Linked DNA regions of Homo sapiens: region 1 is linked to region 2. The links are chromatin loops, found by intact Hi-C in ENCODE. Cell type or tissue: chondrocyte. All regions are shown on one strand. Links, peaks and the distances in the headings refer to the core of each region. The heading gives the core; the rest is flanking DNA.

The links. Peaks named below come from ENCODE experiments on the same cell type or tissue, not always from the same donor. Only the 100,000 strongest peaks of a DNase experiment are listed, where the experiment ranks them.
Region 1: it touches region 2 in a loop (2.4-fold over the local background); 3 of 110 quality-filtered maps call a loop at or near these places.

The regions. Positions count from the first base shown.
Region 1 is chr16:86,817,169-86,822,539 of GRCh38, reverse strand. No RefSeq gene overlaps it. Among named protein-coding and RNA genes, the nearest start is that of LINC02188, 98 kb to the right of the region's middle. In chondrocyte, for the core only: CTCF peaks have their summits at 2,635 and 2,834; no DNase peak of the experiment used is centred there.
Region 2 is chr16:87,275,619-87,280,989 of GRCh38, reverse strand. All of the region lies in intron 3 of LOC101928682 (a long non-coding RNA gene), which reads left to right. Among named protein-coding and RNA genes, the nearest start is that of C16orf95, 39 kb to the left of the region's middle. RefSeq lists an enhancer at 1,442-1,947. In chondrocyte, for the core only: CTCF peaks have their summits at 1,982, 2,184 (motif pointing right) and 4,624; a DNase peak (open chromatin) is centred at 2,130.

The sequences.
Region 1 (5,371 bases), core at 222-5,221, 460 kb after region 2:
AGTCCCCTCCTCATTGGTGCCTGACCCTTCTGAGCCTCCTCTGCCCAGTCCATTCTCACATGAAAGCAAGAGATCCTCTTAAAATATAGTCAGGTCTGGTTCCTCCTCTGCTCAAAATCCCACAACGAGTCAAAGCCAAATTCCCACAATGTCTATAATGATGGTTCTCATATGCTTTCCCCAGGGGACATTTGGCAGTGTCTAGAGGCAGTTCTGGTTGTCACAAACGGGGAGCGGGGGATGCTACTGGAATCTGGTGGGTAGAGGCCAGGGGTGCTGCTGAACATCCTACAACACACAAGACAGCACCACCACAGAGAAGCAGCCAGCCTAATATGCCAACAGTGACAAAGCTGGGGAGGCTCGACACATTCCAGGCAGACAGCTGTCACTTGCTGTCTGCCTGCAGTAGTGAATGGGGTGGGGCATTCTTGTGTAATCTGACAGAAAGTGACCAAACTTATTTGTTCTTATCTTTGCCATCTCTACTGCATGTAGGAGGGGCCAGGAAAGATGATTGCTTTCAGTTAGGAATGCATTGAGCTGCAACTAAAAACTCAACCGTGACTTGCACAAATCAATGCATCAGTGCTCTTTTTTTTTTTTTTTTTTTTTTTTTTTTTTTACTTTTTCCCCACATAAATGCTTGGAGATACTTCAGGGCCATTATGCTCACCTAAAAGTGTCATCATGGATCCATGTCCTTGGGACTTCCTGCCCTGCCATCCTTGACAATTGACCATCATGGTCCTTGTCACTGGATGGATTCAACGATCCAGGCATGAGGAAGGGAAAGGGGGAAGAGCACAAGACCAACCATGTCTTTCTCTTTTTAAAATGTGTTTCCAAAATCTCCACCCAGTTGCTTCCACTAATGAGACTCTCTGGAAAATATAGATTTCAGTTTTGCTATCCTAAACAAAACCCCTTAGTGAAAATATCAGGAGGGAACCATCAGCATTTGAGATGCTTCACAAACACTGCCTACAGCCAAAAGAGCACTTTATGGGCTTCTGGTTAAGATGAACTTGTTCTTTCTTGAGGTCCTCTCACTCTGTCTGTGGAACCATTCTCCTCCTGGTCAGCTTGTCTCTAAAACTCAGCATCACATGGTCAGTGCTTAGTAAGAATACATCTTTTTCCTGAAGGAAAAACTTCATCATAGAAGTGCAAGGTTACAACAGATCCTCAAGGTCACCCACTTTTCCTAGGTAACATCTTGGATCAGCATTTACCTAAAATACTTCCAGTAATGGGGACTCACCAACTTGAAAGACATCTCCAACCTCAGGGGAATCTCTGTTTCTTCATATCCAGCTAGAATTTTCCAACCTTGATCTCCACTCATTGCCTCCACTTCCATCCTTGAGGAGATGTAATCTTCACTGGTCCCAGGTTACAGAAGCCCTGGATGGTTAATGGCCCAGGAGGGATGCCATCCTTAGTTTACATTTGAGGACACTGAGGTGCTGGCTGTGAGCTTCAGATGTAGACTTCTTGGTAATTGAGTGTTCTTTCTACTAAAATCATAGAGCACAAGGGCAGACCACACCCTACCCATCTCCAGACGTTCACACAATAGCAGAGCAGGGTCTTGGCGCAAGCTTGCAGCCCACACATGTACTGCACCCTACTGTGGCCTGGAATGAGGCTTGGTCTGGGGCTACATTTATGAAAAACACAGGTCCTGACTTGGTGGGATCCCCAGCCTGGTTGGCAAGGATGATGAGTATGGCAGGTGAGCTGGGTGCTTTGAGAACATGGTGTAAGTGGATGTAATCTGGCCTGGGGGCACCACAGAGGGCTTCCTGGAGTCAGTGACGCAGTTTGTGTCCACAACCTCCCCTTACTAAGGATATGATGACACCCTGTGCTTCCAACCAGGGGCTCAACTCTTACGATTCCTACTGGGGTATTCCTGCATGCAATCTTCCCAGAGTTGATCGGAAGAAGGTGGCCTGAAATGGCACCCTTATAGGTGAGAAATGTTCTAAATCTAGACAGTTGTGATGGTTGCCCAACTCTCAGAATATGAGAAGAACCATGGCATTGTGCTCTTTAAATGGGAGTATGTTATAGTGTGTGAATCATATCCCAATAAAGATGTGTTTAAAAAAATTTTTTTTTTTTTTTAGACAGGGTCTTGCTTGCTCTGTTGCCCTGGCTGGAGTGCAGTGGCAGCATTGATCTCCTGGACTCAACAGATCCTCCCATCTCAGCCTCCCGAGCAGCTGGGACTACAGGGGGATGCTACCACACCCAGCTAATTTTTGTATTCTCTATAGAGATGGGGTCTCACTATGTTACCCAGGCTGGTCTTGAACTCCTGGGCTAAAGCAATCCTTTTGTCTCAGTCTCCCAAAGTGCTGGGATTATAGGCATGAGCCACCATGCCTGGCCAAGATTTTATTCTCTAATCCACACCTGGTTAACTCACAAAACCCAGCCGTGTTCATTCTGCCCAGTGGTGGTCTCTCTGGGAGTGGACAACTCAAGCCCCTGCAGTGGAGCCCCTCACTCCGAGCTCTGCTCATCTCTTTCCCATCAATTAGCAACTTGGCCATCACCTCCTCCACCCACGAGAACCCCTGTACTCCTCTGACAGCCTCACAGATTATTTGGAGGCGATGCTGGGGACATTTGGACAGCAGTCAATTCTCTTTTCTGCTCCAAGGGTGGTCCTGGACCAGCAGCGCCAGCATCCCCGGCTGGGGGTGGGGGTGGGGGTGGGGGTTGGGGGCGGGGGTTAAAAATGCAGAACCCCAGGCCCCACCCTTGATATGCTGAATCAGAATCTTCATTTTAACCAGCTCCCCAAGTGGTTGGAATGTACATGAAAGCTGGGGAAGCCTCACTCCAGGGAGCCTCTTCTCAAACCAGGCTGCACACTGGGACCTTTAAGGAATAGACGTGGGACTCCTACCTCCAGAGACTGGGGTTTCATTGCTTTGGGGACATCCCCTGTATGGCAAAGTGGCAACAGTCCCCAGGTGATTCTACCATGCAGCCTAGGTTGAGAAGCTCTGATCTGGTGCACACAGAAATTTTGCTTTACATGGTTATTTTGTCTAAAGCCAAAGCGGTTCATTAATCCTCATGTTGTCTCAACCCGTCAAAACCCAGCCTGACAAATCCCTGCCGCAGGTCTCCCCCGCACAGCACCGGCTCACTCATGTCATTTCATCTTCACCGAGCAATCTCTGCCCGCCATTGTTAAACTTGGCCCTGGCCACACTGGGGTTCACGGCGATTGTCCAAATACTGAACTTCAAACAAACAGAAAGAAAATAACACTTGCTAATCGTTTGTGATAAGCTGCCTTTATCAGCCCCCTTTGCTCCCGGTTGGCACGGCTGGTCAGATGGCTCTCGGTGACATGCCGTGCGTAAACACCACCTGTTTGTGCAGGATGACACTGGGCTGCTCCTGCTACTGGTGTTATCGCGAGGAAGCACTAGGTTGGGTGTGTGAGCATTTGGATGAAGCTCGGAGAGTATGATAACAGCGCGTTGGACCTGCCCCAGGGGTAGCTGTATCACAGCCTCGGGGCTTTGTTGAGACCTGCTGGGTTGTTGCTTCCTGGAAGGTAGATCGCTGAGAAAGGGACTTTCACTTCTTCCTGCCTCGGTGGCTCCCTTTCCAGTGTCTAGACTTTGCGTTCACAATGGCAAGGGCCTTCCGGATTCCATTCTCCATTTGCTGCCAGTTTCCAAAGCTGCATATCTAAATTGGGATTTCCTGGATTCCCAGAGTCTTGGGTTGGAAGGGGCCCTTTTTGGGCGAGTGGTCAGAATGCACTGTCTGAAACCAAGCTGTCCCCTCTCCCTGCCGCGTCTGAGCCTTATGTGCTGGGACGTATGTCTGAGAACAGAAAGGTTGCTTCTCATTTCCAGGGTGCCCTTAGGAGTGATTTTGTACAATGGTGGCAGCAGCCTTTGCCGTCATTCTCTGGGTTTTGCTCTGCAAAGCTGGTTTGCAAGTTCTCTGAGATGGTGGAGAGTCTAGAGCTCTTTCTCCTCGTGCCTTAAGGTGCATTTGAGTCCCCCGGGATCTCATTAAACTGCAAATTCCGGTTCTCTGTGTCTGGGGTGGGCCTGGGATTCTGATTTCTGACAAATTCCGGGTGATGCTGCTGCTGTTGCTGCTGCTGTGTGGATGACACCTTAGTCGGGAGAGAGATCCCAGACTTCATTTTCTTGAGGCTGAAATCAAAGAGAGAGGAGTCAATGTGTCCCTTTCCCACCTGTCGTTCTTTGAAGACTCCAGGTTCTTGTTTGGGCTCCAGCTAAGGGTGGATGGGCTGTGAAAAGGGTTACAGTGATGGTTCCCTAGGTTAGTGACTGTCAACAAGCCATACCTGCAGGGATTCCCAGCCCTGCACAGTCCCCTCTCCTTGAATCCAGCTGGGATTATGACCCACTTTGACTAATAAGAGGGCTGGCAGGGGGCTGTGCCCATTCCAAGTCTCTATTTTAAGAGGTCCTAGAAGCTTCTGCTTTTGCACTGTGGGACCCAGTTACTTGCAGAGGCTAAGGCAGGAGGATCATTTGAACCTAGGAGTTCAAGGCTGCTGTGAGCTATGGATTGCACCACTGCACTCTAGCCTGGGCAACAGAGCAAGACCCTGTCTCCAAAAACTAAAATAAAAGAAGAAAAGAAAAAGATTAAAAAATCAGTAACATAAGCTTCCACTTTAAGAAACCAGAGAAAGAAGAGAAATTCAAGCCTAAAGCCAGCAGAAGAAAAAAAATAATAAAAAATTGAGCAGAAATCAAGGCAATTGAAAACAGGAGAACCGCAGGGACAATCCGTAAAACCTGCAGGGATCCTTTGGAAAGCTCAATGCAACTGATCAACTTCTAGCCAGGCAAACAAAAAGAAAAAGAGAGAAGGCACAAATTACCAATATCAGAAAGGAAAATGAGGTCATTACTCTTGCTCCAGTGGCCACTGATGGGATAAAAGGAATAATGCAAGCAACTCATTACCCACAGATTTGACAACTTAGGTGAAATGGACCGAGTACCTTGAAAGATAGGAACTGCCAGGAGAGGCAGCAGAGCCCGATTAAGGGCCCAGAGTGGAAACAGTGTCATTTCCATCATTCTATTGGTCAAAGCAGTCACAGGACCTGCCCATGCCAGGTTCAAAAGGGAAGACGGGCAAGGTCTTGCTGCACAGGGGCTTATGGGGTGGGTCATATTGCTGTGTTCCTCTCTGGGAAATCCAACCCACCACACTTACGTTTCTCTTCTTCTAGGAGGCCCTCCTGATCACTCCTCCAGGACCCTCCCCTATCTTGGTCATAGAAACGTTTAGTAATATCTATGAAATCAGCATTTCTTAGCCTTGGCTGCATGACAATATTGTC
Region 2 (5,371 bases), core at 97-5,096:
AAATTTCATAGGTAACAGGATTTTTACATAGTCTCAAAGAACCTCTTCACAGGATACTAATTACAAAGGGTGAAGTCTTAACTTTAAAGTGAAGAAAGCTGGCAGACAACACCTTAATCAATATCAGCATCATCCATGCATGCACAGATAGACTTCATGGCCTCCCGACACGCGGCACCGAGAAGGATGCAATGGAACTTCTGCGGATTTCCTGCCCGGAATGCAAACCCTGAGTCTAACCATCGGGAAATATCAGACAAACTCCAACTGAAGAACTTTCTATCAAATACCTGGCCTGAGAGAAAGACCAGAAAGACTGAGGAATGTCCCAGATGAAGAAGACTAAAGAGATAAAAAAGATGTGACAACTGACTGCAACGCATAGTTCAGTATTTTCTTTGGTACACAAGCCTTTATTGGGACACTTGGTAAAATGGAAGTCAGGTCAGCAGATTTGATAGTAACACTGTATCCAAGCAATTCTGCTGGTTTTGAGGATTGTGCTGTCTTGAGAAAGAGAATGTCTTTGCTTTCAGGAAATACACATTGAAGTATTTAGGGGCACCAGGGGTGTTATGTCTTGGGTATCAGATTTTTTTAAATTTTCACACCAGCTTATTTTTATCCCTGTTTTCCAGATGAGAAAACTGAGGCTCAGAGCCGTGAGATGCGAGCCGGGGTGGAGGCAGCTCTGCTTGGTGCCTCTTCTCTTGCTGGTTTGTGCATCCACGACTTACCTCTGCCCATCTGCTTGGTGTGAGCAGGTGCAGCTCTGTTCTGGTCCCTGGTGTAGCCCCTGAGCCTGGCTCAACTGCCTGCCCCATGACAGGAGCTCAGTAAATACCTTCTGCGTGAAGGGCCACCATGGAACTTAGCACAATTAATATCTTGGCTTTGGGGCTGAACCTTGGCTCAAATTCCAGCTCTGCTACTCAGAAGCTGTGTAACTTTGGATAAGTTAACTAACTTATCTGGGACACAATTTTTCATATCTCATTCCTATTGCATGGCGGTTATGCTGAAGATCTAATAACACAGGCTGGGCATGGTGGCTCACGCCTGTAATCCCAGTACTTTGGGAGGCTGAGGCGGATGGATCATCTGAGGTCAGGAGTTCGAGAGCAGCCTGACCAATATGGTGAAACCCCATCTCTACTAAAAATACAAAAATTAGCCAGGTGTGGTGGTGTGCACCTGTAATCCCAGCTGCTCGGGAGGCTGAGACAGGAAAATTGCTTGAACGCAGGAGGTGGAGGTTGCAGTGAGCTGAGATTGCACCATTGCACTGCAGCCTGGGTGACAGAGCAAGACTCCTAAAAAAAAAACAAATCTAATGACACAATGATGCGGATAAAGTGCTTACTGCAACACCTGGCCTGGCACAGAAGTGCAGTTCACATTTACTGAATGAATGAGTGAGCAGGTTAGTGAATGAATGAAAGGTTCAAGTGACCTCTACCTCCGGGGGACGCTAGCTTGCCCTTCAGCAGTATTTATCGGAAGTGCCAGGGAGAGATTTGCTTGGAAATTTAATTGAACAAATGATGCATCCCCATCATCTGTGTGCTTCTGCGTGTCCTTCCTGCTCTCTCTCCCACCCCGTGGAAGCTCCGGGCAGCAGCCCCTGCCTACCTCATCCGTGTCTTTCCCCAGCACACACACACTGTCACGCGCGGCCGGCACACACGCCTCCTTGCTGACAACTCCTCCTGTTTCTCTTTAGGACGTATTGGCTAGGTGTGTCCCGGTGCCAGGTCATACCCAGGGCACTGAGCGACTGTGGCTTCTGATTTTGTCTGCCCTGCACCTCTAATTTCTTCCCCTGTGGCCCCCCAATCTTGCTTATGGACGGGGCTCCCTTGGCTCGGTCATCCTCCTCCTGGAGCTCCCCTGGGCTCCTCTCCAAGGTGCTCCTTGCTCCCAGCTGCAGGAAGCCCGCATCCTCTGGCTCATGGGCCAGGCTGGTGGTGCCTGTCCTTTGACGGTGCAGCACCTGCACTCTCGCACTGCTGCCCGAGCCCAGTGAGGCCAGCCCACCCTGCTTTCCTTACGAGCACGAGGTACTCGTGCCCTATTGACTTCCTCTGCTAACTGGGACTGGAGAGGCTGGCAGCTCAGGACGTCCGAGGCGGCTGCTGGGTTCTGCAAGCCGGACACCAAGCGGGCGCCACATCTCTGCCGGCCAGGAGGTGGTGCTGTCCCCTGGTTTATGGCCCGAGGTGAAGGCAAGTAGAGACTCTCCTGCTTGTCCTGAAAATGCTGCCTTAAGATCAAGGGAAAACAATAGGTATTTGAGCCAGTTATCTAGAAGGAAAAATCAAATCAAATCAATGAGCGCAGGCCTCTATTCAGGTCCTGCATCCGAGCTTTGAGGACCCGTCTTAGAGTGAGGAAGGGACTTCTTTGAGCCCTGCCTGGAAATCCTGTGGGAAAGGATGGCAGGGCTGAGACTCAGGGCTGCTTTTCTGAGAGACGGAGACGGCAGCTCTGGGCTGTGCACAGTCCCTGCCTCTTGCCCAATGCCCCTAGGAAAGTGACGGGGCCACCCGAGCCTCAGGTCCTCACCTGAGAAATGGAGATAAAAGTTCAGGCGCCGTGGCATGGTCGAGGCGTGGTCGGGCTCCGTGGCGTGGTTGGGCGCCGTGGCGTGGTCGACGGCTATAACTGAGCCTGTGAACATGCGGCGTGGTCCTGGCCTGCTGCCTGGGACACCCCTGCTTCGACTGGGATGTTGGTCCTGTTGCTATGGTCAGAGACTGTGGGGGCTCTGAGATACGCTTGTCACTGAGAGGGGCTTTGTTGGAGGATGCAGCCCTCTTGATGTCTAGGGGAGTGGGCCTGACATTTATGGAGCACCTGCCGTGTTCAGGGACCAAGTGCACACAGATGAACACCCAACCCCGCCTCTCAGACTCACAGGGGTAAGCGTGTCCTGCTCCCTCTGGAGTTTCTGGGGAACGTGGGCAGAGTGTGGTCTCTTCTGTCCCAGGTGCGTTGGAGGAAATGACTTTTGAGCTGAGTGTTAAGGGACAATTAGGATTTCTTAGGGGGAAGTCGTGTGGGAAGGGCATTTGACAGAGGGAACAGCCTAGGTGGAGGTGTGGAGGCAGGAAAGCATCCTGCATGGCTGAAGGGCTGCGGGGCAGCCTGGAGGAGGAGGACAGGCGGTGTGTGGTGGGTCCCTGCAAGTGTGGGCATCGCCCTAGGCCCATTAGTGCAGGCTGGGGTGTTCTTTAAGCCAGGGCAAAGAAATCCCTGACAAGGAGGGACAAGTGCAGGCTGCGCCAGTGTTTGCTCTCCTCTGAAAAAGGGTGGAGGCCACTGGCGAGGTTCCAAGTGGCTTTTCTCAGAGCTCAGAGATCTCAGCCTGAAAGTGCAGAAAGGGAAAGAATCCTCAGATTCAGCAAATCTACTATTTATGTCTCTTCTCTTCCTGCTCCTTTTTTTTTTTTTTTTTTTTTTTTTTTTTTTTTTTTTGAGATGGGGTCTTTCTCTGTTGCCTAGGCTGGAATGCAATGGCGCGATCTTGGCTCACTGCAACCTCTGCCTCCCAGGTTCAAGCAATTCTCCTGCCTCAGCCTCCCGAGTAGCTGGGATTACAGGTGCCTGCCACGATGCCCAGCTAATTTTTGTATTTTTAGTAGAGAAAGGGTTTCGCCATGTTGGCCAGGCTGGTCTCAAACTCCTGACCTCAAACGATCTGCCTGCCTCAGCCTCCCAAAGTGCTGGGATTATAGGCGTGAGCCACCATGCCCGGCCTTCTGCTCCTTTCTTTTCATTTTTATTTTTTTTTGGCGATGGAGTCTTGCTCTGTTACCCAGGCTGGAATGCAGTGGTGAAGTCACAGCTCGCTGCAACCTCAACCTGCTGGCCTCAAACAATTCTCTGGCCTCAGCTTCCCGAAGTGCTGGGATTATGGGTGTGAGCTGCCGCACCCGGCCATTGCTTCATGGTTTCTCCCTCTGGTCTCAAGGCCTGGGTGTTTTTTCTTTTCCTCCGATGCTCTCTGCAGCTTCATGCTTGGGCAGGCGACTTGCGGAGCTGTTTTTGCTCTGGGTTCCTGGGCCTGGGGCCTAGGGTACCTCTGTCCCTCGGACACCTCAGTCTTATGCTCAAAGAACCACCCCTAGACTTCAGAGGCGGTCACGGGAGGTGGTCTTAGGCCCCAGGCCCCTTCCGATGCCTCCTCTGTGCTTTCTCCCGCCCGCCTGCGCCCACCACCCAGGCAAGGTTAAGTTTGTAAAAGCTCCTTTTGAATCTCCCAGAGTTTTATCTGGAGGGCCGTCTAAATCACTTCGGAGGCTGTTGGCTGAACTCAGTAAATAAACACAGGGAGCCCTGGGGGCACTGTGACTTACGGTCTCCTTGTCATTTACCCCAGAATGCACATCAGCGAACAGTGCCTGCCATTCTAAGGGGCTCTTTGACTCTGAACACACACAGAGTCTCCTCCTGGGCTGATTCCCTGCACGCTGGCATTTGGCTTTCTGTAGAGAGCCAGCATCAGCCATGGCCAGGGTTAATTCACTATGGTGGGGACAGTGCCAGGGTTGTCTGGGCTCAGGACCCAGGGATGGTGTGGCTGCCCCCATGCGTCCATATGGAGGGCAGGAGGGATCTTGCTGGTGGGAGCAGGATTTAAATGCTTCGAGGTGACACAGGGCAAGATGACTGTCCCCAGTCACGAAATCATCTCACTGGAGTGCTTGGGGGAGGGGGCAGGGCCAAGCGTCCGCCTTGCCTCGCAGAACAACATTTTGGTTTTCACACTCACCACTGAAAAGTCATTAAATTGAAAGGAAACCTGTGCCCCGTTCCCTCCGCAGTCACGCCAGCGCCGTCCCCAGGCACCTCACAGTGTAGCTTTTGTTCAGGAGTCCGGAGTGTAAAATTGGAGTGGCAGATTGTCGGTGCACACATTTAGAATTTCCTGGCTTTCATCAGCTGCGCCACTCAAATGACAATATTTAATCCCAAATGTTTCCTTCCCTTACCCTACCCCCCCATTTCATGAGTCAGAGGGCTTCCCCCCACATTTGCAAAGTAGACTTCTCTTCCATTTCTTCAACCGTAATGAAAAGTATATTTACGATTTTTTTCCCCTATGTATTTGTGATTATACAAACTCTCCTGAACATTTTAAGGGGCCTTTCTTAGGAGAAGTTGACTTCCTGGTTTTGAGTTGAATGTAACTCTCCTTTGCTGGCTTCTCCGCTCCCACCATTCATTTCATAAGGACAAGGTCATGCACATTTGAATTCTACGGGTCGGATCTCATAGCAGTAATCTTGTGCCGTTTCATTCCATTGGATGTGGCTGGAGTGATATTGCTCATTGATTTGAGTCAGGCGGCTTTTTTGTTATTTAGGGA